5 separate regions of the Mus musculus genome follow, and regions 2, 3, 4 and 5 are each linked to region 1. The links are chromatin loops, found by intact Hi-C in ENCODE. Cell type or tissue: heart. All regions are shown on one strand. Each heading gives the region's core, and the rest is flanking DNA. Links, peaks and the distances in the headings are about the cores only. Region 1 holds the start of Hoxc5 (homeobox C5). Region 2 has its middle 4.5 kb from the start of Hoxc10. Region 3 overlaps D930007P13Rik (Riken cDNA D930007P13 gene). Region 4 overlaps D930007P13Rik (Riken cDNA D930007P13 gene). Region 5 holds the start of Smug1 (single-strand selective monofunctional uracil DNA glycosylase).

Evidence for each region. A loop is a pair of places that touch in the nucleus more often than their neighbours do. Peaks named below come from ENCODE experiments on the same cell type or tissue, not always from the same donor. Only the 100,000 strongest peaks of a DNase experiment are listed, where the experiment ranks them.
Region 2: it touches region 1 in a loop (1.9-fold over the local background); 3 of 42 quality-filtered maps call a loop at or near these places.
Region 3: a loop joins it to region 1, with 3 times the contacts of the local background. A loop is called at or near these places in 17 of 42 quality-filtered maps.
Region 4: it touches region 1 in a loop (9-fold over the local background); 17 of 42 quality-filtered maps call a loop at or near these places.
Region 5: it touches region 1 in a loop (7-fold over the local background); 25 of 42 quality-filtered maps call a loop at or near these places.

Annotation. Positions count from the first base shown.
Region 1 is chr15:103,010,926-103,017,116 of GRCm38, forward strand. It overlaps Hoxc6 (homeobox C6), which reads left to right. Exons shown (of 2, transcript NM_010465.2): 2 at 1-956. The coding sequence ends at 116. Hoxc5 (homeobox C5) reads left to right here and starts at 3,083. Exons shown (of 2, transcript NM_175730.5): 1 at 3,083-3,610; 2 at 4,303-6,191. The coding sequence starts at 3,157. The coding sequence ends at 4,517. It overlaps Mir615 (microRNA 615), which reads left to right and starts at 3,985; the gene lies at 3,985-4,076. In heart, for the core only: a CTCF peak has its summit at 2,754 (motif pointing right); no DNase peak of the experiment used is centred there; H3K4me3 peaks cover 2,707 bases; H3K27me3 peaks cover 4,795 bases.
Region 2 is chr15:102,959,153-102,965,343 of GRCm38, forward strand. No RefSeq gene overlaps it. Among named protein-coding and RNA genes, the nearest start is that of Hoxc10, 4.5 kb to the right of the region's middle. RefSeq lists an enhancer at 1-1,940. In heart, for the core only: no CTCF peak of the experiment used is centred there; no DNase peak of the experiment used is centred there; H3K27me3 peaks cover 4,762 bases.
Region 3 is chr15:103,127,985-103,134,175 of GRCm38, forward strand. The region is part of intron 3 of D930007P13Rik (Riken cDNA D930007P13 gene); the gene reads right to left. Among named protein-coding and RNA genes, the nearest start is that of D930007P13Rik, 16 kb to the right of the region's middle. In heart, for the core only: a CTCF peak has its summit at 2,974 (motif pointing left); no DNase peak of the experiment used is centred there; H3K27me3 peaks cover 4,731 bases.
Region 4 is chr15:103,118,260-103,124,450 of GRCm38, forward strand. D930007P13Rik (Riken cDNA D930007P13 gene) reads right to left here. Exons shown (of 7, transcript NR_045743.1): 7 at 4,811-5,033. Among named protein-coding and RNA genes, the nearest start is that of Gm28876, 17 kb to the left of the region's middle. In heart, for the core only: a CTCF peak has its summit at 3,377; a DNase peak (open chromatin) is centred at 3,342; H3K27me3 peaks cover 4,717 bases.
Region 5 is chr15:103,162,623-103,168,813 of GRCm38, forward strand. Smug1 (single-strand selective monofunctional uracil DNA glycosylase) reads right to left here and starts at 662. Exons shown (of 6, transcript NM_027885.3): 1 at 650-662. In heart, for the core only: a CTCF peak has its summit at 3,005 (motif pointing left); DNase peaks (open chromatin) are centred at 709 and 2,979; H3K4me3 peaks cover 903 bases; H3K27ac peaks cover 979 bases; H3K27me3 peaks cover 2,756 bases.

The DNA of each region.
Region 1 (6,191 bases), core at 517-5,516:
AAGAATCTAATCTCACGTCCACACTCTCAGGGGGTGGCGGAGGGGCAACCGCCGACAGCCTGGGAGGAAAAGAGGAAAAGCGAGAAGAGACAGAAGAAGAGAAGCAGAAAGAGTGACCAGGACTGTCCTTGCACCCCTCTCTTCTCCCTTGCTCATCCCAGCTCCCCGAATCACACACTCTGTATTTATCTCTGGCACAATGATGTGTTGTGACTTCCTAAAACAAAACAGGGAGTCAGACGTGGACCTAAAAGTCAGCTTTGGACCCCCTCCCTCACTGCACAACTCTTCACTCGTCTCTTCCTCTAGCTCCCTCGCTAGCTTCTTCCTGGCTTGTCTGCAGGCCCCTTCCCTCGCCTAGGCCTAGGAGACCTGAACCTCGCTTCAGACTCCTCAGATGTCTCTCCAAGTGAGCCCTAGGCTCCCTCCCCACCCCCGACGCCCTTCACCCCCGCCCTCCGGCGCAGAGAGCTGGCTCCAGGGCCTGGGGCCTCCACTCGGGGGCCTCAGGGCCCGGCCTGACAGCCGGAGGGCAGGAGGCCTCAGGAGGGCGCGCCTTGGCCCTGCAACAACCCCCAGGGCCTCTCCCCAGTCCCTGCCCGGTCCCTCTGCCCCAGCAAATGCCCAGTCCAGGCAAATTGTATTTAAAGATTCCTGGGGGTCATTATGGCATATTTCGAACTGTGACCGTTTCTGTGTGAATATTTCTAGCTGTATTTGTGGTCTCTGTATTTATATTTATGTTTAGCACCGTCAGTGTTCCTATCTCATTTAAAAAAGGATTTAAAAAAAAAAGAGGGAAAATAACAAAAAGAGAAAAAAAGTGAATGACGTTTGTTTAGCCAGTAGGAGAAAATAAATAAAGAAATAACCCCCTACGTGTTATCCTCCTGTATAAATCCGACCTCTGGATCCGTTCTCGAATATTTAATAAAACTGATATTATTTTTAAAAGTTTATAATCCGCCTGTCTGCTCTTTCTCCCGCCCGCTGGCTTGCCAGCAGAGCTCTCGCGCGGCCTGCAGCTTGCAAAGCCCCCAGCCCTCCGCACTCGCCTGCCCTGCAGCCAGGCGCTGAGCCTCTGTCTCCGGGTTCTCCTGACCGAGATGGGGTTCTGAGAGGCCTCTGGGACCCTCCCTACACGGAACAGCACACACCCCGGAAAAGAAAAAGAGGAAAGGGGCCGCCTGGACTTTCGCTGGGGGCGGGGAAGCTTGAGTGAGCCGGGTTGGGCTCCAAGCCCCACGCGGGCCTTTCTTCCTGCCTGTAGCAGCCAGGGATCTTCGGCTTCTGAGCCCTGAGCCCAAAATGCAAGAAAAGGAGCCTGATCCGAGCACTAGGGTCGCTCCCACCCACTGCCAGCAGAATGGGGAGAAGGAGAACTAGCAAGCATGCCTCCAGCCCGCCAGGCCGGCTGTTGTGAAACCTGGCTGAGGCTCCCTGGCAATCCAAGGACCTCAGGAGTCCGTCCGCAGAGACTGAGCGATCCAAGGACGACTGGAAAGAGAAAGACTGGAAACTGAGTTCTGGCCTGTTCTGAGACTCCTGACCCGCCAGACAAAAGTCCTTCTTCCTTACAGCCCAGCCTATCTGGTTCCTGCCTCTTCTCTCCTCAAACCTGGCGCATGAGGGGCACAGTAGGACCCTAACCCTTTTTCAGATCCAGCCTTCTTTCCCCAAGGCTCAGCATAGAAACCTGAGTGGGCCTAGGGGAAGAAGTGTGGGTGGGAGGTCTCCCGGAGGGGGAAAAATCGGTCTGAGTTTTCCAGACTCTCCAGGTCCCTGCCACCGCCCCCCTCCTCCAGATCCTCGGCCAGCGGGGGTTGGGGGGAGAGTTCTGGCAGAGACTGAGAGTTCCTCAGTTCCTGAGGAAATGTGGGCAGTAAAGAGTAGGGTCTGGGACTAAGAAAGGGGATAGGACCCAAAGGTTGAAGAAACCCTGGCCAAAGACTGTGTCTGGGTTGCCCGACTCCCTGCCTGCCCACCCACCTCCCCATGAGCCTTCTATCTTGAAACCTGGGCTAAGAGCTTACCTCTAAAAGAACAAAAGCAGACTTTTATCTCTGCCTTGCTCATAATATTTGTGGAGGTTTCAATCTTGCCCCTCTATGCTCTTGGGGGTCATCTGAAATATCTGGCATTCTCATGGTACCACATGAAGACCACACAGAGCTGTAGAAGGGCCCTCCAGTTCATTGTGTCTAGTTACATGCATAGGAATGTTGCCTCTTGCAACATGTTAGGGTTCCTAACATTGTGAAGTCTACCCAAGTTCACCTGGCCCCTCACCTCCAGTCACATCCCAGAGAGTACCTAGGACTCTCAGCCTCAGGACCTGTCTGCTGCTTCTGCTCATTCAGGAACCCTCTCTCCTCTTGGGTATCCTGCCTACCTCCCAGAGGTTAATTTTTCCAAGCATACAAGACAAGCTTCTCTTTATCAAAACTGAGTTCAATCCTCCCAAGCAAGAGACCTTGACCTTTAGTTTAGGTAACCCAAGATATGTCCTCCTGGCTCTCCACGCTGGGCTTTAGCTACCCCAACTCTCTTTCTCAGTCATCATTGAAGTTTGGAAGGCTCTGGAGGTAGGGAACTGGCACTATTCGTTTCAAAAACCACCGGTGTAATTCATAAATAAGGCCTCATCCTTTCTCAATTTTAAGCAGAATTTTAAAGACAAGCTCAATGGGTTAGTTTGTCCAACAAGCAACAACTTCTCCACAAACTGACTGCTAGAAGGCCAAGCGATGCTACAAGATGAAATTCCTCCGAGTCGGCACCAGGTGTCGCTGTGAGCTCGTTGTCCCGACTACCCCCCAATTCCAAGAACCATTTTTTTTTCCTCCCCCTTGCTTCTCTTTCTCTTTCATCCCCCCCCCCCCAACCCCCGGGCTTTGCCAACATATCAAGATGCGTTTCGCCGGCTTCCATCACTAACCTCCCGGAGGTCATCAAGCCAAATTTATGAGTGGCCGCTCCAGTCACGTGACTCTATTTAAGGCTCCCTTATTTGGGAAGAGCGCATAGGATAAAGAAAGAGATATCTCCACCTATAAATTGTGCACTTTGGAGAACAAAAACCCCCTCAACTTCAAAGAGTCACAAATCACCCTTAATCAAAAAGGGTGCAGAAATTTTTTTTGGGCCCTCCCCGCCATGAGCTCCTACGTAGCCAATTCATTCTATAAGCAGAGCCCCAATATCCCTGCCTATAACATGCAAACTTGTGGGAACTATGGATCGGCCTCAGAGGTGCAGGCATCCAGGTACTGCTACGGCGGATTGGACTTAAGCATCACTTTCCCACCGCCTGCGCCTTCCAACTCTCTCCACGGGGTAGACATGGCTGCCAACCCCCGGGCTCACCCCGACCGCCCCGCCTGCAGCGCCGCGGCCGCTCCGGGACACGCTCTGGGCAGAGACGAAGCGGCTCCTCTGAACCCTGGGATGTACAGTCAGAAGGCGGCTCGCCCGGCGCTGGAGGAGCGAGCTAAGAGCAGTGGGGAGATCAAAGAGGAGCAGGCGCAGACAGGGCAGCCTGCCGGACTGAGCCAGCCACCGGCCCCGCCACAGATTTACCCGTGGATGACCAAACTGCACATGAGCCACGGTAAACTTTAGGACTTCATTTTGCGCGCTCGGGTCCGCCTGGGTTTTATAGGCCATGCGGGGCAAATAAAGAAAAAAAACCTGCGGCCATAAATTTTACGATCCAGGCATCAATGGCTCGTAAAACTGTCCACTAAAAGGCTTAGAGGCTGTGTGCGCCCAAATTTACGACGACATAATTGGATCATAGGAACAAAACGTGTATAAAAGGCAATATTCAATTTTGGGGGGAGAGGGAGGGAGTTAAAAAAATAGAGGGATCTGAAGGGTGAGGAGCATGGGGCTCCAGAGTGGGGATCCCCCCGCGGCTCCCTCCCTCCCTCCCCTGCGGAGCCGGCTCGGCCAGTGCTCGCGGCTCCGGAGGATTCCAGCGACTCGGGAGGGGCGGGAGGGGGGTCCCCGGTGCTCGGATCTCGAGGGTGCTTATTGTTCGGTCCGAGCCTGGGTCTCCCTCTTCCCCCCATCCCCCCTCAGCCCCTCCGGCCGCAGAGTGAAGGCGGCGGTGGAAAGTTTCCTGCCCAGGCGGAGGCGCTTCTCCCGGGACCGGGCCTGCCCGCCTGCGGCCCTTCTGGCCTGTCCCACCGCGCTCACCTCTACTCCCTCCGACCACGGGTGGGGCCTGGGACTAGGGTGGGACGTTGGAGTGCTGCACGCTATTCATCCCTCCCTGGTTTGGGGGAATTTATGTTCCAGAGACGGATGGCAAGCGGTCCCGAACCAGTTACACGCGCTACCAGACCCTGGAACTCGAGAAAGAATTCCATTTTAACCGCTACCTCACTCGCCGCAGGCGCATAGAGATTGCCAACAACTTGTGTCTCAACGAGAGACAGATCAAGATCTGGTTCCAGAACCGCAGGATGAAGTGGAAGAAAGATTCCAAAATGAAGAGCAAAGAAGCTCTTTAGAGGAAGCAGGGAGCCCTCAGAGAGCACCCCGGTCTGCTGTGGTCCCTGCGCCCTTCCTTTTCGGTTTTCCTCCTTCTAGATTTTGAGGCGGAGGCTAGAGCACTGGCTCCGGGCCTCCCAGACAAAAGCGCATTTCTTTGGCATTCCGAATCCCCATCGACCCAGGGTTCCGCAGGACCGCCTGCACTGCCTGTCTTGCCTCAGCTCAGCTGAGCACCCCAGGCCCGGGGCACATTCTTGTAGGGCGGGTACTGGATAAGTCTCAGCCTGGGCTGCCTCTCTCGGCTCCGAGCCCTAGTTCAGCTAGCCTGAGTTAAGGTGAGACAGACTGACTGTAACCCCTTCTCCCCGACCTCCGCCTCACCCTCTTCTTTGTTCCTGCCTAGGCTGACCAGCCTGCTGAAGGCTGGTTGTGCCAGGCAGAGGCTATGACTAGCTAGAATCGGGGTGCTTTCAACTAACCTTTGTAACTTCTAAACTGTCTTTGCTCATTAATTATTTGCATATGAAAGAGGGAGATAAGTGAAAGTGGGCCTGTAACCCCGGAGGTTGTCCTATGCTCTCTATACCTTCCAATCCCCTTCCCAAAGCCCGGGAACTTCCCTAGCCTGGCTTGCTGCATGCACTCTCAGGTTCACAGTTCCAGCCTGCTAGCTAGCTCAACTATTGGGGTCTCTTGTCTTTGGACCCTAGCAAGTTGTTCTTTGAGGCTTTTTGCTATCCTATATATCTTGCCATGACTTTCTCACCTTCCTGCCCCATTGCAGTTGCCCAACTATTTATTGACTCCAAGCCCTTCCTGAAACTATATTTTGTCATATCAAATAAAGCCAGAAAAAGAACAGGACTAAAGATTCAATTACTTCTGTCTGTTTAGGGCATGCATTGAATTGATGTGTCTAAATAGGCTCTGAGATGTATTGGGAGGCCCAGTCTTTAAACCATCCCTTAAAAAATATTTTTAAACACCTTTAGGAGCAGCAAGAATAGGGAACAATGGAACTGAGTTCTTTTCTTGATTCATGGTTCCAAGAAGGGCCTCTGGGGTGAAGGGGAGTACACTTGAGGACTCCTGTACTGTTGTTTCCACTTGCTGTGTGTGTCTAAGTTACCCAGACTTTTCTATATCCTATTCTCAACGTTGGCTAAAACAACTTGAGACTTGAAGCTTCTAGACTGTAGTCTGTACTTTATGCCAGAGAATAGTAGCTCTGTGGCTCCACTGACTTAGATTCAGGCTCTTCTGGGTCTAGGTCATCCTTGTAGGTCCTTTCTGACATAGAAGAAAGGTTGAGTCCTCTGTCTAGATGCCAGAAGGATTCGCAGCAATAGTAGGTGCTGCTTGGTAAAGAGGTGTTGGGGAAGGAGAAATGGCCACGGTTTGAGATGTTCTTCAGCCTTCTAAGATATGGGATGGGGCAAGGGGGACTAAGGAGACAGTGAATGCAACCTGCAGTGTGTGCCTGCCTTAGAGAAAACATACAGACTGCTCCCTGTCTTCTAGGGTCTAAGCCAATGAAGGACAGTTAACTGGAATAAGAGCTGTATAGATCAGTGTGGGAGCCATGCCTGTTTGCTGTCATCTATCATATCTCTGAGATTTTGTATACAGGGGGAGGGTGCCCTATAGGAGAGGGTATGCAGCTAATTCAGGTGGGGCTGGCCTAGGCTGAT
Region 2 (6,191 bases), core at 705-5,704, 52 kb before region 1:
TATTTATCTACTATATTTAGCTATATCAAGGACTGTTATCATGCTGGCCATATTTTCTATATAAAAATAGACAAGAATAGAACAAACTATTTAAAAAGGAGACTATTAACCTCCAAAGGACTGCCTATTTTGGAGAAAGATATTTAGAACAGGCAGTTATCACTGTTCTAAAAGATACAAGCTCAGAAAAGAATCTCTCTTCCAGAAGATATTTCTGGTGAATGAGAGGAAAGTTATCATGAAAGAAAATCAAAGGTTTGTGTGATTTGAGTCCAAGAACCGGCCAGGGTGTGGTGACAGAGAGAGAGAGAGAGAGAGAGAGAGAGAGAGAGAGAGAGAGAGACAGAGAGAGACAGAGAGAGACAGAGAGAGACAGAGAAACAGAGACATAGAGAGAGAGGGAGAGAGGGGGAAAGGGAGAGAGGGAGGAAGGAATGAGAGGAGAGAAAAGGAGAGAAGAAAGGGAAGGGTGTCTAGTCCCCAAGCAAACCCACCTTCATACTCCTTGGATGTCCAACCCCCCCTTGCTAGCAGGGGCACTCTGGGCTCAACCCCTTGGGGTAATCCCCTCCAGCCGCAACGCTGCCCTGGAACAAAAGATCGCAGTCTAGACGCCGCCATAAAGCGTCCCTGAGCCTCTAAACCCAGTTTCATTTCACCCTTAACGACCCAGTCTGGCCTGTGTTAGAAAATGCTTCCGTCCTAAACAGTAAACAAACCCCCAGTGGATGGTCTTGGCTCTTCCAACACACCCCAGGCGCCCCCACCCCATCATGCCTTTGCCCCACATTTTCCCTCCTTTCCTCCTGCCTTTCTCAGCTCCCCACCCCCACCCCCAAGTAAATAAACCAGAGGCCGAGTTCAAAGTTTCCTGGAGCTAAGGAGGAATGTTGGTTGTAAAAATCCAAGTTTATAGCGCACGTGGGAGTTTACAAGGGTATTAAGTGGTGTGGGCTGAGAGAGCTCTCTGGGCCCCACCCCCTTTCCACTGTGGGCTTTGGGGGTGCAGGGGAGTCAGGGGCGCTTGAAATGAGAAATTGGCTGAAAGTAGGCTTGGATTTGGAGTTTCTTTGTCACTCAGACCCTAGGTGGCTTGGGAAATGCAAAGCAGAGGTGCCTTGAAGGTGGGCCTCCCACCCCAACTCTGAGGGAAAGCCCCTGGGTTCAGGACTCCCAGAATGAAAGACTGGAAAGCTCTTCAAGGAGGCGGTGGGCTGGGGAGAAAGCACGAATGGCGGCGGCGGCGGCGGCAGCGCAGCCCAGGTGCCAGAGAGTGAAGAGAGCTGGAGTTACCCTGTACAGTTAACCTGAAGGGAAGGAACTACCTTGAGCCCATTTCTCGAGAAGCTGACAGAAGAGAGGACTTTGCTCAAGAAGGCAAAGGAAAAACTTTGAACTTCAAGGGAGTCAAGGGCACTGCCTCTTCCTCCCTCACCCCAATCCTCCCGCCCCTCATAGGAATCTGTAGTCAATTTCTTTCCAGGACAATATTCCCTGAAGTGGGTAGCCCTGGGGTTTTCCTGGTGCCCTGGGGATGGATAACGCTGTTTACTAAACCCTTCCTGCTCTGAGCTGGCCAGTATAGTGTGCACGCGACTACACTCTTTATTATTCATATAAACCTTTAGAAAAGGCAACGCCCTGGAAGTTTTTATAACTTTGTTTGGCATAAAATTTTTACAAGATTCTTCCCGCCCCCCTCCTTGAAGAAAAAAAAAGTTTAGTTTAGGTCTTGCCACGGGATAGAATTCTAGAGAAGGAGAGAAGGTTGAGCCCTGAGGCTTAATCATATCTGGAAAAAAAAAAAGTTAAAAAAAAAAAAGGGGGGCTTGAAAGTCAGGCCAATCCTTCTTGAGGTCTATTCAGGACCTGGTTTTGGAGACAGCCAGCTAACAGAAGCCACAGGCATTCAGGAAAGCCCTATCCACCATGCAAGTTGTACTCTTTCTAGATCCACAAAATTTGTAAAATGTCTGCAGTATGACAAGACTTCCCCCATCACATCATGTTCTGTTGCGGGAGGCTCTATTTCTCTGCATGTCTCTCTCTGTTTCTCTCCCTGTTTCTCTCTCTCTCTCTCTCTCTCTCTCTCTCTCTCTCTCTCTCTCTCTCTCTCTCTCTCTCTGTGTGTGTGTGTGTGTGTGTGTGTGTGTGTGTGTCTGTCTCTGTCTCTATCTGTCTGTCTGTCTATCTGTCTCTCTCTCCCTCCCTCCCTCCCTCCCCCCTTCCATCCATTTCTTGAAGTAGTGAAGTTCTATAATTCTGGCTCAAACTTTTAATTTTGGGGTGGAGACTTTTGCACACACACAGTCCTATCCCTGATCCCTGTGGGGTTTAAGGGGGAAAAAATCCAAATGCCAGGAAATTCTTGCCTAGAGGTTACAGTTGTTGCAGAATCAAAGGAGATGGCGGCAGGCAGGGCTACAGTCCTCCTGAGTCTTTTATAGAGAACAAAAGTACTTGTGTAGGGACATGGCCTTGAAATGCCAACTTACATATGACCCTTTGGACCTGCCCTCTACCCTCTCTGACAGAGCCTCACTCTCTCACTTTCCTATCGCCAGTGCTGAGAGCATAAATGAGCTAAACTTTAGTCTATGCAGTTTTCCAGTTCCGGCAGAACAAAGATAAGGGAAGTTCTCTCTAATTGTGGGTCTGGTGGACCAAGTTTCTTTAGTGTGATGAAATGAAGACATGGAGCCAGGCATTTCAAGGATCAAGGAGCCTTTGGCACTGACTGGGGGTGGGGTAGGGGGAGGTGTGCTTCTGAGTCGGCATTCCCATCCCTCTAATGGCGACTCTGAGGCCTGCCCACCTTTGCTGGCTGACTGTTCTACACTTCGCCTTGTGAGGAGCTGAGCCGAGCCTGAAGGCAGAAGGTCAACTCCAAGCCCGAGCAACTAGAATAAGAAGGATCCAACTTGTCATTTTCCTTCTCACATAACACAGCACAATAGAGAAAAATAAGAAAGCCTTGGGGGAGAGGAAGGAAAAGAAGAAGAAGAAGAAAACAAAGGATAAAGTTTATAATAAAAGAAAATGAAAATGAGGGAACAATAAATTAAAATCTTGAGGGGAAAATTACAAAGAAAAAAGAAGGAGAAAAATAGAAAAAGAAGAGAAAGCTGGAAAATGAAAAGGAAAGGAAAGGAAGAAAGAAAAGAAAAATAAAGACAACAACAACAAAACCAAAACAGACCTTCAAAAGGGAAATTTAGCTAGTGAAGGAGAATCCGGTTTTTTACCCTCAGGAGTAAAGAAGCCCAACCACAGTCGACACTGACTGGAAATCTGACCTATTGGAGTAACTCAGAAACAAACCATTAAAGTGGGGACCAGGGTCTTCCCCCAAGTCACCCTCCCCTTGGGCTCCTCCTCCCAATGCGTCTCTCTGGGGTGTGTGTGGTCTGGTTTCAATTCCATAAGTAAAGTTAAATAACTGGTCGGTTTCCGAAGAGCCGGGAAGCAGTCAGACTGACTAGGATAGCGAACTTTGGAATTCAAGGATCCAGGAAGCGCTTTGGGTAGAAGTTAATATTTGAGGCTGTATACTTGCAATTAAATGCAAGACGGACATGTGGATAGACCGGTATACTCCACAGCCTCTGGGTGCAAGTGTGTACGATGTCTAGATGTGAGAGCGAGTCCGCTGGCAGCCCTGCCTGCCAGAGTGGCAGCAGAATCCGAAGTAGAACAGAAGCCCCTTTATCCGTCCTCAGCCTCTCACCTCTTTACCTGCTTGAACCTTTCTTCCCTGGACCTCTGAGAATTCCACATTTTGCTTGGAGTTTCCCTGCTCTCAATTCAAGTGGGACAGGGCTTGGTGCTCTAGAAGAAAAGAGAATTGTTCCTTCAAGATTTGAGAAAAGAACGAGTAATCTCGGCATCCAGAACAAGGAGAAAAATCCCAAGAGTCAGTGATGTAATTTTGCTTTCCATTTTTTGCTTGAAGAGGTTTCAGCGTGCATATTTTAAAATTGCATTTAATTATTTTTATTCCACAAGGAGAGACACTCTTCCTCTCTCTCTCTTCATCTTCAGATGTTCCCAGGTCATCTTTAACCTCTCAGGGAAACTCCGACAATTTTCAGAGAAGAAAACAGGGTGCTTCTGGGCGATTTGAGGGCTTCAGCCGAAAAGATCCTAACCTTTATTCCTATCAATTCACTGGGATCCTCATGGCATCTGTCCCCGAAGAACTGTAGGGCCTTTCTGGAGTCAGCCAGGAACCCCTGAGCCCTCTTCTGCTCCCTTGCTCACAGACCCAAAAATATCAGAAGGCCTAGCTCAGCCGGACTGCCCTTCAGTGTCTGGACGCAGGGCGGGAAGAGTGAAAAAGCCCTGGGCTTTCTCTTAGGGAGGGGGTGGGATTTATTGAGAGATGGGCACAGCCTGAGCCCCACTTTGGCCTGCAGTCCCCGGAATTTTCACTTCCTCGAGTTGAGGTAAGAAGGAGGACTCTGGAGTGGGGCTTAAGTGCAAGGCTGTTTGCATTGGGGGAAGTTGAGGAGATTCCTAAGAAACAAAAACAAACAAACAAAAAATAAAACAAAACAAAAACCCCGGGGTGACTTTCACGACACAGACTTTCAACTGGGCCCCAATCCAGTTGACAAGGGTACCCTTTGGGTAAGGCCAGCGGGCGCCTGGCTGTGGCGGCAGACCCGGTGACTGAGGCGGCACGCATGCCTTTGAACGCCAGGCAGGGACAATAGGACGGAAGCTGCCTTTGCTCGTGGCCTCGGGAAAGGCGAGCCCAAGGGGGCAGGGCTAGAGACAGGACTTTCCTGGACCCACACAAGCGCTCTCTGTCCCGGCCCTCACTTTCACTTCTTCTTTCGTTTACCTCCATTAATACAGATCCCAAAGTCCTGGAAAAGCCAACAAGTTATTCGGTCGCGTCCGAGCAAGCTAGCGGGCTGTTGCTTAACAGCTCTGGGTTTTCGTTTATCTTGAGTAATTAGAGGCAAACATTTGTCCCAACGGGGGTCCCACTTAGGTTGATGAATTTGATTTCTTGTTTCATTAATGGGCCGTGTTTATCATACTTCTAATTATTTCAACTTTAAACACTATTCGTTCTTGTGAGGAAGTGGGAGTTGAAGCAGGAAGCATTTCTCCTGAGGGTATTATTTCCACTAATAATGTTAAGAATCCTGAAGCAACTCCATTGCCTCCCATAGCTGAGGTTGAAGGTGGGCTTGGAATAGGGGTCTGGTTTGTAGAGGAGACAGGCCCAGAATCTGAGTAACTTTGCTTCTCTCTTGATAGCTAGCCAGTTTCTGTCTTGTAGCATGTTGTTTGAGGACTTTTCTAGAATTTTCTGACTCTCAACACCTTCTTTCTGTCTGGGTTCAAATCCCACTGCCCCCTGTAAATCTCTTCCCGCAATGATTTCTACTTGGCCTTAACAGCACAGCCTAGATGGAGACAATGTTCTTTCCCCGGCTTCTAAGACTTCTATCGTTGAGATTAAAGCTGGAAAGTACCGAGGTAATACAGCACCTGGCTGTTATAGAAAGGACCCTCATGACCAGGATCCAAACCGAGGACATGGGCAGGATTTTGGGAAGACAGACTCCAGGGACAGGCACACCATGGAGGAAAATAAAAAGAGATGTGAAAGAGGGGGAGGGAGCCCCCCAAAGCCATATAATTCTCAATTGCTTTGGTCTTTAATTTCATTGTCCCATAAATGAGGAAATATCAGTTCCCATACTAAATTTTTATCCTCAGCTGATAAATATGACGGGAAATTTTCTTTGGGTCCTCGTAAAAGGGAACGGTTTCGATCAAACTCGTGGGGAAAGACTTATGCAGATAATACAAACAGAGTGGTCATAAAGTCTCGGCTGTTTCCCGCGGGATGGGCAGGGGGACAAATGGCTCCCTAGACTGACTGCTGCTGCGGACTGTCCCAAGTCTGGTCTGGGGCCTAAACAGCCTAACCTTGCCCTGAATAACACCCAGGCTGAAGCCAGGGCGACCTCTGCAAATGAAAACACAAAACTATTTCAAATCTCCCCTGCTGGCCACACACTCCACAGATTCCCCACCCCCGGAATTAAGGCACCCCTGGGTCTTCTTCTCCGCCCCTGGTTGGGGGAAATCAGGGCAATTCTTTCCTTAGTTATCTTCCATCCTAGCTGGCTAGGGCCTCCAGGAATCGGTTCAGCTTCTTCACTCATCCA
Region 3 (6,191 bases), core at 545-5,544, 120 kb after region 1:
GGTGTTACAGATCCCAGGCTTAGACCCTGGCAATGTGGTCTCAGAAATCCAAGAGGTGGGGCCCCAGAGGGGACATGTGCTTCCCAGGGCTTCCTTGTGAGAGAAAAAAATACTACAGGAAGTAGTTCCTGGGGTAGGTTCTTTGGGCTTGTCTACTCTGACAGGAAGTGGGGTACCAGGGAGTGAAGCAGACATGTTGGGCTCTGCTGGTCCAGGTATCTCACCCCGACATGCCTCAGTCCTGAGCCTGTAACTCCACCCTAGCTACAGCCCAAAACAGCACTCCATAAAACACACATTGCTTTAATTTTCCTTTGAAGGGGCAATTTAGCAGGCCACCTGCAAGCCCTTGGGAGAGTTAAGGAGATCTATCTTGTTTTCTCCAAGTGCCCTCCCCAAAGTGGATTCCTGAGGTCAAAGTTCACAGGTAACTATTGAGGAGGAAGAGTGTTTGGAATAAGCATAGTGTTTGCTGAGAGTGGAGAACAGAAGTATTTTTAAATTTATATGAAGGAAAAGAGAGAAAGCAGGAGAAAGCCAGGCCCAGCCAACAATGAGGAACACACAAATGCTGTGTGACTCAGCCTGGATCTTTTCCCTCTCTGGGTCTCCTGTAAGCAAATATCTCATAAAGTAAGAAATGTGTGACTCAGCTCCAGCCTCTGGGGCCCTCACACCTACTCAAGATGAGATTCTCTGATATTCATGCTCACAGCCAAACTTTACTTACAGAGCCCTGGCATTTTCCTTTTTGGGATCTTGCCAGGACTCACTAAGAGCAATTTCAGCCCCCAGCAACCACAGACCCTCCTCTGCCCTCAACTTCACCCCCTGGGTTCTTCTGCCTGTCTTCAAAGGTGGATTTTATTAGGCTGCTGGGAGGAGGGAGCCACCACCCTTCCTTAACTTTTTTTTTCCCAGGGATTTTCCCATGGCCTTTCTCTTCTTCTCTCTAGAGCAGGACTGAGGGGCAGCCGCTCCTTGGTCTCTGGATATATCCAAGATCCTTAGGGACCACAAGAGAGTGGGAGATGTAAGGGACAGGACCCTAGGGTGCCTTGCACAGGTACTGACTCCCCTTCAGCTCCCTGCAAGGAACATCTCCTGTCGGTAAGGTATGTGAAGCTCAGAAGTTTGGGGGTACTCTCTGCAGCCTCCACCAACTCCTCTCCCAGGGGTGATGTGGGAAAATGAGGGCTAGTCAGAAGCAGAAATGTAGGATGGGGGTCTCATTCACTCAGGAGCCCTCCCCCTTCTTCACACTTTGGAAGAGTTTTTCTGGTCTCTTAGAATTCCAGCCTCAGTATTCTCAGAGTAGGGTGATAAAACAAGGAGCCTGTTCTCAGGCTAAGAAGGGCTCCAGAGGTCAGGGTCGGGGATGGAAGGCAGGATATCTTGGCTGTGGGCCGGAAGACAGAAGTATGGGAACCCAGGGTGATGGGAAACTCCGGTCCCTGAGGTAGCAGCAGCAGCAGACCTCACCAGGGGCGCCCACTGGAAACTTGCCAAGCTTCTGCAGCCCCGGCATCCCAGTGGGGACCTGAGAAGGCCTGATGCCAAGTCACAGGGCTGGTTCTAAGGGATGGAAGGGCAGATTCTCCCCCAGCAGTTGTCAAGGGGAAGAGAAACAGAATAGAGCCCACACGAGGGGATTGAGAGGACCAGACAAACCTCAAATAGTGGAGTCTTGTAGTACTCTGTGTGTTAAGCTCCCCCTTTTGTCTGTCTGCTTTTTGCAATACTCTACATAGTCCTAGCTGTCCTGGAACTCAGTATGTAGATCAAAGTGACCTCAAATTCACAGAGCTCCCCCTGCCTCTGCTTCCCAAGTGCTGGAATTAAAGGCATGCACCACCAAGCCTAGTTTAGTTCTCAACCTTTTAAATATAAATAAATTGAAAATATAAGCAATAAGAAAGTGTCCTCATTTCATGCGGATATGCCTAGAATTCACACTCACCTACTTTCTCTGGATCTATAACCCGCCCAACTCAATTTCAACACCATCCATGGCTTACCACTTAACCTTCCCTCTAGGAAGTGGCTGTGTGTCAGTCTGCCGCTGGGCCTGTCTCTAGTCTTACCACCATGGATACACAGAATCTCAGAACAGGGAGGCCCCAGCACCTCATGGTACAACTACAAAGCTGACCAGAGAAACTGCTTGCTCGGGGATCACAGAGCTAGAAAGAAGCAGAGCAGGGACTTGAACGAGTTCATTGGTGTGCTCTCCTCTGTAGTCAGGCTCTCAGCCAGTTATACACATAGATGCCAGGCACCATGGTAGGCCAGGGAAGTGGAAATTAATAGGAGCCCTGCTTCTGAGGCTCAGCAAGGAGAGGGAACTATTCCACATCAACTTCCAAAAGAACATACCCTCTCCAAATGCAAAGCACCAATTCCTAAGAACAGTCAAAAGGCATGCATAAAGCCCAGCGCTGCATGAACCAGGTGTGGTGATAAACACATGTAACCCTGAAACTTGGGGAATAAGAGCAGGACAGGAGTTTAAGGTTATCCTAAGTCATATATTAAGTTCAAGGCCAGCCTGGGGCTACATGAGACCCTTTCAAACAAACAAACAAATAAACAAACCGGTGTCAAGTATATCGACATGCTTCTGTAATCCCAGCACTCAAGAGGGAGGGAAGTAGATCAGGAGTTCATGGCCAGTCTGGGTTGCACAGCAAGACCTTGCCTTAAAAATGGGACCTGAGAGAGCTAAGCATAGTGGAGCATGCTTTAGCCCCAGCACTTGAGAGGCAGAGCCAAGTGGATCTCTGTGAGTTTAAATCTAGCATGATTTATACATTGATTCACGGGACAGCCAGGGCTAGAGAGGGGTTAGAGAGGTGGCTTTGCAGTCAAGAGCAGTTGCTGCTCTTCCAGAGGACCCAGATTCTATTCCCAGTAACCTCATAGAAGCTCACAACCATTTGTAATTCCAGTTTCAGAGGATCATGTGCCCTCTTCTGGCCTCTCTAGGTACTACATGTTACACAGACAAGCAGAAAAAACATCCACATATAAAGTAAGAAGAAATATTTTTTAAAGGTGGAAATAGCCTGAGAAATAACACCAAATGCTTCCTCTACCCTGTCCTTATGCCTCCTGGAAGAGACAGGCACAAACCAGCAGCTATTGAGTGGCACTTTGACCACTCAGGCAGAGGCAATGCAAATATAAATAATTAGTCTTCATTGGAGACTTCATCTTTGTATGTGATAAGGCTGGAGGCAAGTTGGGACTAGATCAGAGAAAGCTGTGAATTCCAGCTGGAAGTCAACTATTTTTCATCGGAACTGGGGAATTACAGAAGGTTTCTATCCGGTGTGAAAGAGAGTCTCATGCAACAGGATTAGAGCTCTGCCCTGGAAGCAGCTCACAAATCAGACAGAATGCCTGTGAGAAAATGTGAAGCAACAAGAATGTTGGTGTGATACTGTCTCTGGAGGTGAGTGTGTGCTCTCACATGCAGATACATGCACACATAAGCCTGGTGATCTAAGAAAGCCTGCTTCCAACCAAACTACCCCAACCCGCTGTAGTGGGGAGGTGATGGACTTCCCTTCCCCCTTTGCCTCCTCATCTTCCTAGATACCTGGCTGGGCAAGAATGCAGCCACCACCCTTCCCTACCACCACCACCACACCACCACTACCACCCCCCACCACCCCCATCTTCCCTCCCCCATGTCCCCAGGCACCTTGTGTATCCAGGCTCTCCCTCAGCCTCCTGCTCTAACTCCAGTCTGCTTCTGCAGTTACTTCCGCAGACACATACACAGCCAGGAACAAAGTGAGCATCTCCCCCACCGGGCAATGCTCCGAAATCTAATGCCAGTAGTGGCTGACACCACCTCAGCATGAGATGGAGACTGACCATCCTTCAGTCTGATGATGACCTCCAAAAAGTAGTGAAGAGTCCAGTACTTCATGAGGTGGAAGGACATTGCTGATGAAGGCAGGACAACTGAGGGGACTGTGTCAACTCTGAGGTGGGGACATGACTGAAAAGATATAAGTAGAGTTGGGGAACTATCCAGAAGAGAAATCAGTGGGGGACATGAGTGACTGACCTCCTGCCCAACCCCCCTCCACTCCTCACTGAAGTCAGGGAGACCCACTGGCATGGTTTAAATCTGAAATGTCCCTTACAGGCACACATTTCAAATGCTCAGTTGCCCAGCTAGTAGTGTTACTTTGGGAAGCTTGGAACCTTTAGAAGGTAAGCCTAGCCAGGGATGCCAAGATGGCCTAGTCGGTGAAGCACTCAACCCACACACATGTGGGGGACCTAAGATCAATCCCCAGAAGCTAAGTAAAAAGCCAGGTGTGGTGGCACACACTTGCCATCTCAGCAATGGGAACACGGAGAGAGAAGGATGCTATGGCTAGGTCACTGGCAACCTCCGACCAGTGAGATCCTGTCTCAAAGAGATAAAGCCACTAGAAGCTGACCTCTCACCTCCATATGCAGATACACTCACGTGCACCATGCACCAACAGATATGCACCTGCACATGTGCGAATGCAAACGCATGCACAGAGGGTGGACCTACCTGGTTGAGATAGGTCACAAGGGAAAGATATTGGATGTTTATACCCAGCCACCGGTTCCTCTTTGCTTCCTGCTCTGCTGTGACATGAAGGACATCTACCAAGCCCCTCCTCCCACCCCTCCCACTGTGAACTAAGCTGATTCACCAGGCTTTCCTCACCATGATGGATTAGACCACGAGTCAAAATAAATCTTCCTTTCAGCCGATTGTCAGGTACTGTGGTCACGAGAACAGTATCATACCTCCATGCTGGACAGCTGGTTTCTTCCACCTTTTTTTTTTTTTTTTTTTGAGACCTGGTTGCCCAGGTGCTTAGGTTAGTCCTTATCCTTTCTCCTTCACCCCAAAGATAGGTAACTGCAAATAGTGAATCCTGGGTGGGGTAGTCATCACTGAGCTGTATCAGTTAGCAGTGATTAGCAGTTATCATATCTGCCTCACCATAGCCTCTACCACCCCAGAGAACAGACACAGGTTGGGTACCAGCTCTTCACTCACCCTTCCCCAGTCTCCCAGGATTCTCACTTAGGAGATAACAGGAGCTCAGAAGCAGCAAGCCTCGTGGAGGTCCCATATCCCCCATTTCAGTCTGCTTGGTCCTCAAGCTCTGGACATGGAGAATTGCTGAATACATGCTTTTTGACCCTTAAGACCTTGGTGCCCCTGGGGGAAGTCAGCAGGAGCTTTACCATCTTTTCAATCCTGGGGTCTGTCTTCCCTCCCCAAGTCAACCCAGACCAGAGCCTCTGGCATCAGCATATGACAGGCCCCCTTCTCAAACAGCCAGCATCACCCACTCCTCCCTTCCAAACAAAAGGAGGGCATGAGGAAAAGCCTGGGACTTTTCCTCATGCCCTCCTGCTCCAACTCCAGACTATCTACAGCTGAGGCCTGTGGGTGACCTGCTGGGTAAGAGAAGGAGATCCACCTCCTCAGAAGTGCCACCATGCTCCTAGTCCCTCACGTCTGCCTTTTTTTTTTTTTCAAATGTGCCTTATCCCTGATTATACCAGGCATTTCTCTGTAACACCTCTCCTTGATCTTGCCCTCTGTGGGAAGGACACGAGGAAGAGGCCATTTATTTTTTAAGTCCTATGCCAATATACCAGGTCGCCAGCACTGTTGTCTCCGACAAGCTTTCATACTACCAGCCTTGCAGAATAGCTCCCCTCATTTCATACCCCTGACTGATGCCCCTGCAACCCCATCACCAGGGGCACTGGGGGAAACACCTGCCTCTAGCTCAGGATGGCAGCCCTGGCCCCCAGAGGGGAAGCTGCCTCACACAGCCCAGCCCCCAGTCCTTGTTCTAGAAGGAGGTAATTAGGAGCCGTGCAGTCCTTGTCCCCCAACAGGTACAGCTAAGCAGCAGCATCCATCATCAGGGGCAGCTGCCAGAGATGGGAAGAGTCACATGACTGGGAGGGACCAATAGGAGCGTGAGGGGAGGCCTCAGAGCTAGGGATTGGCTGGGCTGAAGCAGGAGAGTTGAGGGCTGTTGGGGATAACCTAAGAATGACCTTGTAGGGACTCTAGTGCCCCTGGCGCTACCCTGTCTCCCAAGACATCCTTCCATCTGCCTCCAGCTCCTCATCTGAGGCCCACCTCCCTGGCGCTCTAGCATTTTCTC
Region 4 (6,191 bases), core at 420-5,419, 110 kb after region 1:
GTGGGGAATGAGAGAAATAAATGGAGCATAGTAGCGCATACTTGTAATCCTAGCCCTTGGGATGGCTGAGACAGGAAGATCCATCACCACAAGATTGTCAGGAGTTCAAGGCCTGCCTGGACAATACCACGGGATCCTGTCTCAAAAGAAAAGAAGAGATAGAAAAGAGAAAATAAAAATAAACAGGAGATTGAAAGGAGTGCAGAAATGAGAGAAACTTTCTTGTGCATTTACTACAAGCGTGGTTGGACTGAAGTACTGCAGTCTGTCCTTCTGGGATCCAATGAAAACCTTCCAAGCTCTACGTTATATTACACTCATGGGCACTAACAAGATCATAAATGCTGAACATTCACTGTGTGCCTCTGGCAGTGGATGGGACTTTGCTCAGGGAAAGAGAGGAGAGAGCTGTCTATGTCACTGGGCTTGTACCCCAAATAGCACATTAACTCATAGAGGGCCATGTTGTAAATATCAGAGGCTCCAAAACTTTAGTAGAACCCTATCACCTTGGCCAGGCAGTGATGGCACATAACTTTAATCCCAGCACTCAGGAGGCAGAGGCAGGCAGATCTCTGTGAGTTTAAGGCCAGCTTGGTCTACAGAGCAAGTTCCAAGACAGCCAGGACTACACAGAGAATCTCTGTCTCAAAAAAAAGGAAAAGAAAGAAAGGAAGGAAGGAAAGAAGGAAGGAAGGAAGGAAGGAAGGAAGGAAGAAAGAAAGGAAGAAAGAAAGAGAAAGAAAGAAAGAAAGAAAGAAAGAAAGAAAGAAAGAAAGAAAGAAAGAAAGAAAGAAAGAAAGAAAGGGAAGGGAGGGAGGGACAGAGAGAGAAAAAGAAAAGAAAAGAAAAGAAAGGAAAAGAAAAGAAAAGGGAAGGGAAGGGAAGGGAAGGGAAGGGAAGGGAAGGGAAGGGAAGGGAAGGGAAGAAGAAAGGGACCTTATCACCTGCCCTCATGCCCATCCAGACATATGATCACGTGTGAATCACAAGTCAGTAAGGTAGACAGAAGAAAGAACTCCCCTGGAACATCAATGCTGAACAGTAAATCAGACTGGAACGATTCTCTTCTTGGAAGGCAATGAACCAGGAAAACCTCACCTTGCTGGACCAGAAGTAATGTAAGGCTTCTGCTACACTAAGGGGGATGGCTGGGAAGACCCTTTTAACATCTTCTGGGACAAGGAGGAGAGGCAGAGACTCTAGCCAAGGCCTGATGGGGAGGGAACCCAGAGAGGGACTGAGAGGAGAGGGAGGGCTGGAGGAGGTGGGGAGGAAAGCTGGAGAGATGAATGGTCTTGGCAGGACTGATGGCCAGAGCCAGGATGGATGGATGGTGGCGGAGGTTTGTTTACTGGCAGCCCCCAGCCCGCTGCTGCCCAGGGAGAGCAATGGTGGCTGGCACATCAGAGGGCTCTTAGAGAAGCTCGCTGGGATGATTTAGATGGGAATGAATCAGCTCCATATGGATTAAGTGTCCCAGCAAATCTCAGGACCTTACAGATGAGGGGACGGGGCAAGGGCACCGGAGGGAGGGGCACCCAACAAGAGGAAGCCCGAGCTTGGAACCGCAGAAGGTTGCCTTGGTGGGTGCAGCAGGGCAGCCTGCCTCGGACACAGCTCTCTTTTCCCTGCGTGGCACCGGGCCTCAGAGAAAGACCATTTCCTGTACAGTAACTAACTGGTCTTCCCTTGTCCTTTCTGTCGTTTTAAAAAAAGATTTGCTTATTTATGTTATGTATATGAGTACACTGTTGCTCTAAGGACATGGGATCCTGTAACAGGTTACAGATGGTTGTGAGCCACCATGTGGTTGCTGGGAACTCAGGAGAGCAGTCAGCGCTCTTAACTACCGAGCCATCTCTCCAGCCCCCTTCTTTCTGTCTTAATCTTCACATATCTTCTCTCTCATATCCATTTTTCTATCCCTCTAATTACCTGGCTCTCTTCTTCCATACTCCCAACAGGGTCTCTGCCATTGTTTCTTTCCCTAGAGACTTAAATAGCTTGAGGGGCCTGCCTGGTCTCTGTTCACCCTGATCTCAGTGCCACCTTTCCACCTTGCCAGGCCTTGTATGGCCCTCCTTCCAGTTCCATGCCCTGTGCTGGTCTCTTGTGAGTCCTTAGGTTCCACAGTGACAGAGGACCAGGACAGTATAGCTTGAAAAGTGACATTCTAGCTGCAGGGTGTTTATTCTCTTCCTCAGGCTTGGAAGGACAGTGGTGTTCACTGGCTAACCTCAAGTTGAGTTACTTACACACCGTACTCCCAGGCCATGGGGGTGATAGGTTGTGCAAGGTCCATCTCCCTAAGCCCCTCACGGGGATCCTCTGTTATAAAGCCAACTGCCTTGTGGACAATCTGGAGTCAAAGCATGGGGTAGTCTCATATGACGATTGGTTGAAATATCACAGCCTCCCCCTCCCCCATTGGTGATCTATGGGCTGTGTGCCCTGTAAAAATTATTTATCGGGGCCTCAGAGTGTCCTGATTTAGTGCATCTGCCTCTGGGGCCGAGAGGCCTGCCTGTCGGCTGGAGCCTAAGCGTTAAACGACGCTAAAAAGTTAAACGGCCAACGTTGGGGGCTCACTCAAGGAGGCACCATAAAGCTGTCGGAGCTGCTTAAATCAGGAATGAGGATTCCCCCGAACATCTTCTCTCCATATGCTGCAAACCAAGAAGCCTCTCCTTGCTCCCCAGCATGAACAGCCCATACAGGGCAGGCTTGCTTGAGTAGATATTTCCCTCCAGGGTCTCCTAACAGGAGCCTAGAGCAGACGAGGTCATGGTACCCAGTCACCTCCGGCTGGGGCAGTTTGGGGAGGGGGCTCTCCTTCATGAGATAACAGTCTTAAAGACTCTCATAGAAGACAACGAAGATAAAGGTGCAGCCTTTCCCCAGGGGCTGGCCTTGTCAGGGTTCTCTCTTGAGCTTGTCTGTCTGTCTGTCTGTCTGTCTGTTTTCAAGACTGGGCTTCTGTATGTAGCCCTGGCTGTCCCAGAACTCATTATGCAGATTAGGCTGTCCTTGAACCCAGATATCTGCCTGCCTTTGCCTCCCTAGTGCTGGGATTAAAGCTATACCACAGCCCCAGCAAGCTTGTCTTGACTTAATCTGCATTTCTGTGAATGAAACCCTCAGGAACTCCAAGTCCTCCACTTGGGTTTGAAGAGAGTTCTGTCCAAGCCAGGCTGTGCCCTCTGACCTCGTGTGCACCCCCCACACCCACACCTACTTTCATGACTCCTTGAGAGACACAGCCTGTCCTTTCAGTGTGTCTGTCCCTTTACTAGGGCACCTCTGAGTGCCAGCATACACTCGAGCCTGGCAGCTGGTTCTCAGCTGAACTCCAGTCCATGCTGCCACCACCCGGCCACTGCCAGGCAGCAGAGAAGGTAGGTCTCCACGGGCTGTCTATCATGCCTACTTTCAGCAGCAATAAAATGTGCCTCTTAAAACCTCCACTCTAGTCCCTAATATTTGCCTGGCCATATATCTCCAGTGATATACGGGCAGAAATTGCTCATAAACAGCTATAAAACCTCATGGAGCTGGGGAGGAGGCACAGAGCCCAGGCTGCAGGAAGATCGGAAGTGGTTCAGCTTCCAATCTTCCTATGCCCTAAAATTAACCCCGTATCCCGGTGCTGCATGGAGAGAGGTGACCCAAAGGAAGATCATGAACCCTTCCTTCCCCCCAGGCTTCATCTGGCTGCTCATGGGATGTGCTGTGTGACCTTGGGCAAGTCACCCAGCTCCTCTGTGCTATGCTTTCTATCATGAGGATATCAGCTGCCTAAGCCCCTCAAGAAGTAGTTGTGAGGATCAGAAGAGGAGGACTCATGCATACTATTAAAGAAATTTAGTAGGACACAGGAATTGTCCCAAGACAGGTTCAAAAGCTGGATACAATCATGCTTACCTTGTAACACCCTGACCTGTAACTATTGCTGTTGTCCTGCTGCAGGGGTAAAACCTGGGCCCCTGAGAAGTGTGCACAGGGAATCGGTGTCTGAGAACTGACTCCAAAGGCTGATCCTTGCCCTTCCCATCTGTTAGAGTGAAATCCTGGAGGGCAGGGGGGTTGAAGGGGACCTTCTTTCCTGGGACTCACTTCTCCCCATCACCCAGATGACAGCTTCCAAAGTATAAGGTGCTTTGAGGGAAGCGCAGCTCCTCTCAGCAGAGACTAGCCAGGAGAATTCTTTGTGGGAGGATTACCGACCACAGCAACTGGTTCCAGCATCCTTGGTCCAAGTCCCCCACCACACATTCACACACAAGCCAGCCACCAGCTGTTCCTCTGTTCTCTACCCTCCCCCTCCATCATTGCCAGAATACCCATTCCTTGGCAGATTCCAGCCACACACACACACACACACACACACACACACACACACACACACACCAATAGACAGACTCTTTCACAGCATCCTTGTAAGAGCCTCTGTCTGCCCAGTCTGGTCAGTCTACCTTCTCTCCTCCCCTAGAGTTCCCCCAGCCCCTGACTTCTCCTTCCCTTTAACATGGCCCTGGAATCTCTATGCAAGACCCTCCTACCTTAGCTATCTCCTGTGACTGCCAGCCCTGCCTCTCTTTCTCAGTATCGCCCCGGCTCCCAATGTTCTGGCTTCTGGGACACTTAGCCCTGGCCCTTCCTAATGTCCCTCTAGTTTCTAGCCTGCCCTTCAGAACTCCCAGATACTGCCTCACCCTTTGTCCTTTGTCATGTTCTTGGGTCTTGCTTTAAAAGGCCACAGCTCACCCCACAATCTTGCACAAAAGAAACAGCTGCAGAAGAGTCCCCTGTTTGCTTGGGTCCATGATAAAAGTCTCTCATCTCTGAAAGTTTGAGATCTCGCAGGAGAAGGGTCTATAGCAGTAAGAGATAGCTAGGAGGCTTAGAGTGAAGGACAGAGGTGTCCAGGAGAAAGGGACAAGGAGGTTGCAGGCACCCTGGCCCTGCTCCAGTCTGCCTTGATATTGGAGTCTAAACCATGGTCCACAGCTTCATCTGTTGGCAGTGAGGGTCTGGAAATAGAGAGAGGCAAGTCAGGGCCAACAGTAAGAAGGCCATCATTGTGCCCCGCACCTCCCCTTCCCGGGTGGCTCCCACCCCCAACCCCACTTTTCTTTAAGTTTCCAAATCAACCTTCCTGCAATAATAATGATAAAGCAGGAAGCTGGGCCAGAGGACAGTGCAGATTTTTCTTCTTGACACGGAGTTTCCGATTAAAGGCAGAGGGACATAAATCCTCCTGCGTAATTGCTGTGCTCCGGCTCAAAGCCACTTGGGGGGGGGGCTCCCACCCCCTCGGCACCCCCCTCTCCATCCTGAGTGGCTGGGGAAGGGGGAAGGGAATGTAGCCTTGGTGTACAGGCTGTGCAAGGGGTGGGCTACATGCCCATTTTCCTGCCAGGGGTCTGGTCTAGAAAGACTGAGATCCGTAGTCATGTAAAAGCCTCTGGTTCTCCCACCAAGGAGCCCTTGCCCTTCCCTAGAGTCCTCGGAGACTCCTGGAACTTACGACCTCTCCCACACTGGTAAGGACCTTGAATTCTATAAATTATCATAGGAGATTGATTCAGGAGAAACTGAGGCCTCTTGAATGAACTGGTTGGTGGCAGACCTAATGTTGGACTGCTGTCCTAGCTATATTAATATTTGCTCTGTCACGTGAAGGGAGGAGCTGACAGTGTTTGTATATATTAAATCTCAGGCCCAAGTAGCTTCCTGTAGAGTAATTTTCATACAGACAAACACACACACACACTGAGAGAGCGCTTTTTTAATAAAATCAGGACTATCGCATGCGTTTATCTCCTCTTTACAAACAAGGAGGAAAGAACCCTGGAAGCAGCTGTCAACTGGGATCCCATAGTCTTCTGATTCAGCTTCAAGTGCTTGCCCCGTCTCAAGCATTCTCTTTGCTGATGTCTTTCATTCTCAATTTGAAGCCAGCTCTCCTCCTCCACACAACCCTCCTGAATTAAAACCATTGTTTCTACTCTTCTGTCTCTCCCTGAATACCTTTGAGCCATTCCTAAGTTTTCTCTCACCAGACATGGGGTCTGTTCCCTGTGACCTGTGTCTTCACTACTGTTCCCTTCCCTACAAACCCACACCCTGACAGCTCCACACATGTGTGCATGCATGGCCATGGAAACCCTGGTCCTCTGCATCAGGGG
Region 5 (6,191 bases), core at 489-5,488, 150 kb after region 1:
TGCTGCAACTCAGTGGAGTGTATACCAAAGATGAATGAAGCCTTGGGTTCAATCCCCAGCACTGTAAACCAGGTATAGAAGCTCGTATCTATCAGCTCAGCACTCAGGAGGTAGAGGCGGAAAGATGAGAAGATCAGGAGCCTTTTGTGTGTGTGTGTGTGTGTGTGTGTGCATTTTTTCCCCTCAAAAAGCAAAATGCCTTAAGAAACATGTCACACATTTCAAATTACATTAAAAAACAAAGGGCAACCCTGAGATACATCCAGGCCACAGTGCGATGGAGGCTCATTAAGTAAAAGTACTGGCTGCTCTTTCAATGGTTCTCAGTTTAATTCCCAGCACCCATAATGCGGCTTGCAAGAGTCAAACTGCAGTCCTATAGTATCCAATGTCCTCTTCTGGTGTGCAGACAAAACACCCATATATAAAAAATAACATAAATAAACCTAAAACAAAAATAAGAATCCAAGCCACTAGCTAGCCGCTGTCCCTTGTAGGTGGTACAGAAATCCACAGGATTTAAATCAAAACAGCGCTGCAGGGCTCACAGGGGCCCCTTGTAGGCCTTGGAGTCACAGAGCGGCTACCTCTCCGGAACTCCGAGAGCCCCCACCGCCCTTCCCAGAGATCCAGCCCCCTACTCCCTCACCTGCACAAGCTCCCCATGCAGCTTCCGCTTCCTTTCTTCGTCCTGGCGCGGAGGGCACTGGGAGTTGTAGTCGACAGCATTTAAATAAGAAGAATGGCTAGCGACGTCTGCTTCCGCCGGAAATGCCAAATCCCCGGAAAACTCGCTAAAAGAGTTCCACGGGTCGCTGGGGATTGTAGTTTAATAATATGATTTACATCAAGACGTCACAACCATCTGGACTCTGCAGCCATCCCCAATACCTCATCCACCAGAGACCTTTCCCTCTTGCTGCCCCGAGGTATAAGGCATCATCTTTGCAGCCCTCCAAGGGCCATTAACTGTTTACATAACATCCAAAGAGGCAACCGTGTGGTTGTGGCGGATCTACAGAGTGAGTTCCAGGACAGCCAGGGCTACACAGAAACCCTGACTCGACAAAACAAAACAACCAAACAAATATCCACGAAGGCATTTCTCTCAGCACCTACCTCTTTGACAGTGAACATCCCTGTTAGCATTAGCATCTAAATCCACAGCCTCGCCATTTTAATCTGTTTCTCTCTTGCCTTGACATCTGCCAGCCTGTATCCTGAATTGGGTTTCTCCAAGAAGCAAAATCAAAACCATCCTTTTATCAATGTGAGGAGATGTATTGTGGAAATACGCTCACAGCCCTATGGGACCTGCTGCCTGTAAGCTGGAGAACCAGGGAAGCCCTTTGTGTTAAGAGCCCTTCCTTAGTCATTGGTTGCACTGGACTCTGAACAGGTTGGTGGTGCCCACCCAGGTTAGTAAGGAAGATCGTCCTGACTCAGATTTTTGTTTATTTACCAACTCTTATGTCTCCTGGCCCTCATAAGTAGACATATATAAATAACACATCCCATCTTTCCAGACTCTCCTACAATAGTCTTCCCAGGAAGCCTTCTCCAACAAACTTTAATCCCTAATTGCACCTAACTAGCCCCTCAGCACTGACTTCCAAAGCCATTCACACCCTGCTTTGTTCCTATCTAACTGGACATTTCACTGTGACTTTTCACTCAACTGGAATCTTCCATGGGTAGATATCTTCTGGGTCCCTTGCCTTCCCCAATACTCATGCCGGGGGAAGCCAGGGCTCTCATCACCAAAGCAAAGTCCCCAATGGGTGCTAGGGAAGAAGACCAGGGAACCCAGAACACAATGCCTTTCCCAAGACTGCTCTAGCATCCAGATAAAAGCAGTGGGTGCAGCTGTTGTGAGTAGTGACCATCCAGCATCAAGGTGAGGAATCACTCACCTGTATTCCATCGAGGCTGCCCCTTACTTGCTGAGCTGTAGTGCACAGCAGCCTTGTCCCTCTGGGTCTTGCCACTTTCTTTCTGTACGATTTGTCGCTCACCTCTTCCATGGCTTGCTTTCTGTCTCTAGGTGCCTCTATCTTCCCCTGGGCACACCTCAATATCTCTACTTCCTCTGCAATGAAGAAAAGTAAACTTCGTGAACAGGACTCTCTATCTCTGTTTTCTGCACATTTTCCTGTCTCCAAACAAACAAAACCTCACCATAGTGTTGTCTTGTTATTTAAGAATCCTAAGAGCCTGTTGAGACAGGAGGGCTGTATGTAACACCACAGCTCTGGGAGAGGAGGAAGGGGTATCAGAAATTCAGGAAGTTCCTCTGCTACATATCACATCCGAGGCCAGCCTGAGATAAGTGAAATCTTGTCTAAAAAAAGGAAAAGAGAAAAAAGAAGTTGGTGGAAGGATGCAAGGAATTAATTATAGACTTCATTTTCCGTTCAGATACCTGTGTCCCCCATAATTTTTTGGCTTACCCGATTCTTCCAGTGGGTTTTTGTTCCTGCTTCAGGGGTAGGGGTTGGTGGTAGTGGTGGTGGTAGTGGTAGTGTTTTGAAACAAGGTCTCATCTTGGCTGCCCTGGAACTCACTACCGAGACCAGACTGACCTCACAGAGATCTGCTTGACTTTATCTTCCAAGTGCTAGAATTGAAGTCCCATACGGGTCACCACCCCCAATTCAATTTATACCCCTCAGCATCTGCCTTCTCATGGAGCTCTGCTAAAGATTCTTAGAAACAAGACCCAGAGATGAAAGGTGAGCATAGCCCTTCCCTAGTCTCCTGACCCTCCAGAAGCTTCCAACGGACAGGCTGACAATGTCTGTTGGTCCTGTGAGATAAGGGGGACAGTAGATTCTGGCCGCAGCCAAGAAAGAGCTAGCAGGTGCGCTCTAAGCTGTGAAGGGGCCTCTGAGGCCCCACAGCCTCTACTCGCCTCCCGGGTGCAGAAGGGTTAACTTGCTTTCTTGTTTCCCTCGGGTTTCCGCAGGCTGCAGAGGCTGTGTTGGGCCACGAGCGCCATCTATCGGCCATTGAGGGAGCTAGCTTTGCTTCGCTAGGAATTCTAGGCCAGGCAGCCTTTCTCCTGCCAAGGGCTCCTGCTGCACAAAGCTTAAAATTGCCTATTGGATGAATGCAAGCCACGTTTTCCCCTCTCCGGGTACCAGGTGTCACCTGGCCACTTCCCTGGGGAACTCCAAAGGACTTTCTGGAGCTTTCTTTCCACACTCTAATCCCCTCTCTCACAGCCAGGTCAGAATGAAAGCTGGAATCAGGGCTTGATCTGCTGTCACGCTCTCAGCTTACTAATGGGGACGTCCAGGCAGGTTACTTCACTTCTCTGTGCCTCGGTTATCTCAGCTGTAAAATGGGACAATCCTTGAAATCTCTTTGTCTTTCGTGATAAATTAACTGGCAAAGTGCTTTATTAAGGCCTGTCCCAAAAGGGGCTGTGTGAAGGTTAGTCACACAGGTTGCTATGGCTACTGGCAGGCCTGAAAGAGGATGCTGGGCTGAACCCTCAACCTCCCGGCCAGACACAAAGGCACAGTACAGTACTAGCCAACTCATCCCTGGAAAGTCCATCAGAGACCACACCCTGCCTGAGTTAGGTGTGGGGACTGGGAGTTCAGTTTCCGAAGGTCGGGAGACTAAATGAAAAGTCAAAAAAAGGAAGGAGGACTGGGTATAACTCAGTGGTGAACTACAGATTAGCATGCACAAAGTCCTGGATTCTATTCAATTGTACACACACACACACACATGCACACACGAATGCAAGTGTGCATGTGCACACACACACTTGCAGTAAAAGGCAACAAGGAGGAATTAGCAGGCACATAAAATGCCCTTTTTGCTGGGTATGGTTTCATGCACCTATAATAACAGCACTAGAGACTGAGGGAGGAGGATCACAAGTTTGGCACCAGCCTGGGCTATAGAGCTAGACTGTGTTTTTAAAAAACACAGACAGAAAAGGGTGGCTCCGCAGGTAAAAGTGCCTGCTACTAAGCCTGATGACCTCAATTCAATCCCTAAAATCCACATGGTAGGAGAGAACTGACTCCTGAAAGCAGTCTTTTTTGCCTCTACAAAAGGTGATGATGGCACATGATTACACACTCATAAGTAAATAAATGTCAAACAGACACCAAACCCACAAAATGTGCTGTTTTGAAAAGGAGGAGGGCAGGCCCAGAATGTAGGGGAACCCAGGCCTCTGCACCCCAACAGTCTGTCCTTGACTCTGGCTCAGAACTCACAGAGGCTGATCAGCCTCCAAAGGCATCTGTTACAGGACTCTCCAGTTCTTCAGGAGTTTAACCTTCCTTGGGTTGCCTGGTGGATAGGAGACTAGAGTAGAGGAAGCTGCCTGCAGGCCAAGCCCCCAATTCCCACCTACCTCCAAGAATTGAGGAAGCAGGGCAGTTGAGTTCATATCAAGCCGTTTCCTTGCCTTTGGTCTCTGTGTTTACCTTCCTCTATCCTGCAGAAAAATGGGTACACCGATTTACCCAAAAAGTGAGAAGGTAGGAATGTGGGCCTCCGTTGGCTAAGGCTTTACCCTGACCCTCAATTCCAAGACCACAGAAGCCAAATTTTTGGGTCAAACCCCACTTAACTGGAGGCAGGTGGCAGCTTCCTAATCTTACAGCTCAGGTGTCCCCAGTCCCCTGGCTCTGGATGCCTTGAAACCCAGGAGAGGGGTGGGCAGCTAGAGAGCTGACACTGCTTACTTGGGAAGCAATTATCGGAGGAGCCATCAGCTCAGTGAGGCTCAGTTCTCACTAATCGGATTTCATCAGAGCCCCGGGCTGGGGGAGGGGGTACTGAGTAATTTGCCTTGATGCTATGGTAGGAGATGTCTGGGAGGGCAGGAGGCTGCATAATCTGTCTGAGTGGTGTTATAGTTGTCCAAAACAGTTACCCTGAATGGACCACACAGACATCAGACAGTGTTTGGGGTTGGGGGACTGATACCCAGGTCTTGGAGTGAGAAAAATGGATGCTAGATTTTGCAGCCTGAGAATATCTCCACAGTAGAGCTGAGCTGAGCAGTTAGGAAAGGAAGGCAGGTCAGCCTGGGAGGGAGGCACTAAGCCAAGCAGGAAGGCGCTCTGAGACCCTACATGCCACCTAACCGTCACCCAATCACCCTGCTTGTGTCCACAACCAGCCAGACACAAAGGAAGACTTGAGTCCTCCTGTGGTACTTGAAGGCCACACTTAATCCTGTTCTGTCACCAGCCTTCTTCCATAGCCTCCCTGTTCCCTTTTCTGCCCACATCATCCCAGTCCCATGTGGTGTCCTCCAACCCCTGCCTCCCCCACCCCACCCCACCCCGGAACACACAAATAATCCTCTCCTCACCTCTATAATCCACTCCACAGCTTACAGAACAGGGTTAAGCATGACAGCAAGAGCCGCTGATCTCTACTGAGTCTCCTCCCACACCCGGCACCACAGAAGTGCTTCTAGCTGGATTCACCTCCCTCTCAGCCCTCCCCATCCAGATTTGGCCTTTCTCATCTCCACTGCCACACCACTATTGTCTCTGGCCTGGAATTCTTTCCATTTTCCAAGCCCCCACCCCACTCCATTGGAAGGACTCCCCCCTCTCTCAGTCTGTACCAGGCTGGTGACCTTTGGAACCAATAGCTCAGTATATGTCTGTTAGTGCTTTAGGGCTCATGGCTCTGCCAGTGTGTGTGTGTTACTGGAGGGTGCAGCCTGCGTGTCTAGTATATAGAGAATCCCTGTGTGGTATTGAGGTGGTGCTAAGAGCGGAGCCCTGCCTTAGCAGGTTCCAGGTCCTAGGTTCTACCCTCAGCAACGAAGAAAGAAAATAGCAGAGTAGGCATGGTGGCTCACACCTGAGATCCAGAGATTGCAGAGAAAGGTGGGGTCAGGCGCATCAAGAACTCAAGGTCATCCTCAGCTAGTAGTGAGTTTGAATCGGGCTTGCTGTGTATGAGACATTGTGTCCAAAAAAAAAGCAAAGTAGCAGAGCAGATCTGGGAGGCTGGGAGGCTTAACTGCCATCTATGCTGGCTGTGGCGCCCAGCCTTCCCGGAGGGGGAACACTTCCTCCTAGGCTGACACCTCTTCACCTGTCAGTGGGGACACCAGGCACACTTCACAGGCCACAAGGACCTTCTGCTCCTTGCCCAGGGAGCCTCTCCCAACACTCAATACGTCCCTGTCACTGGGGCCC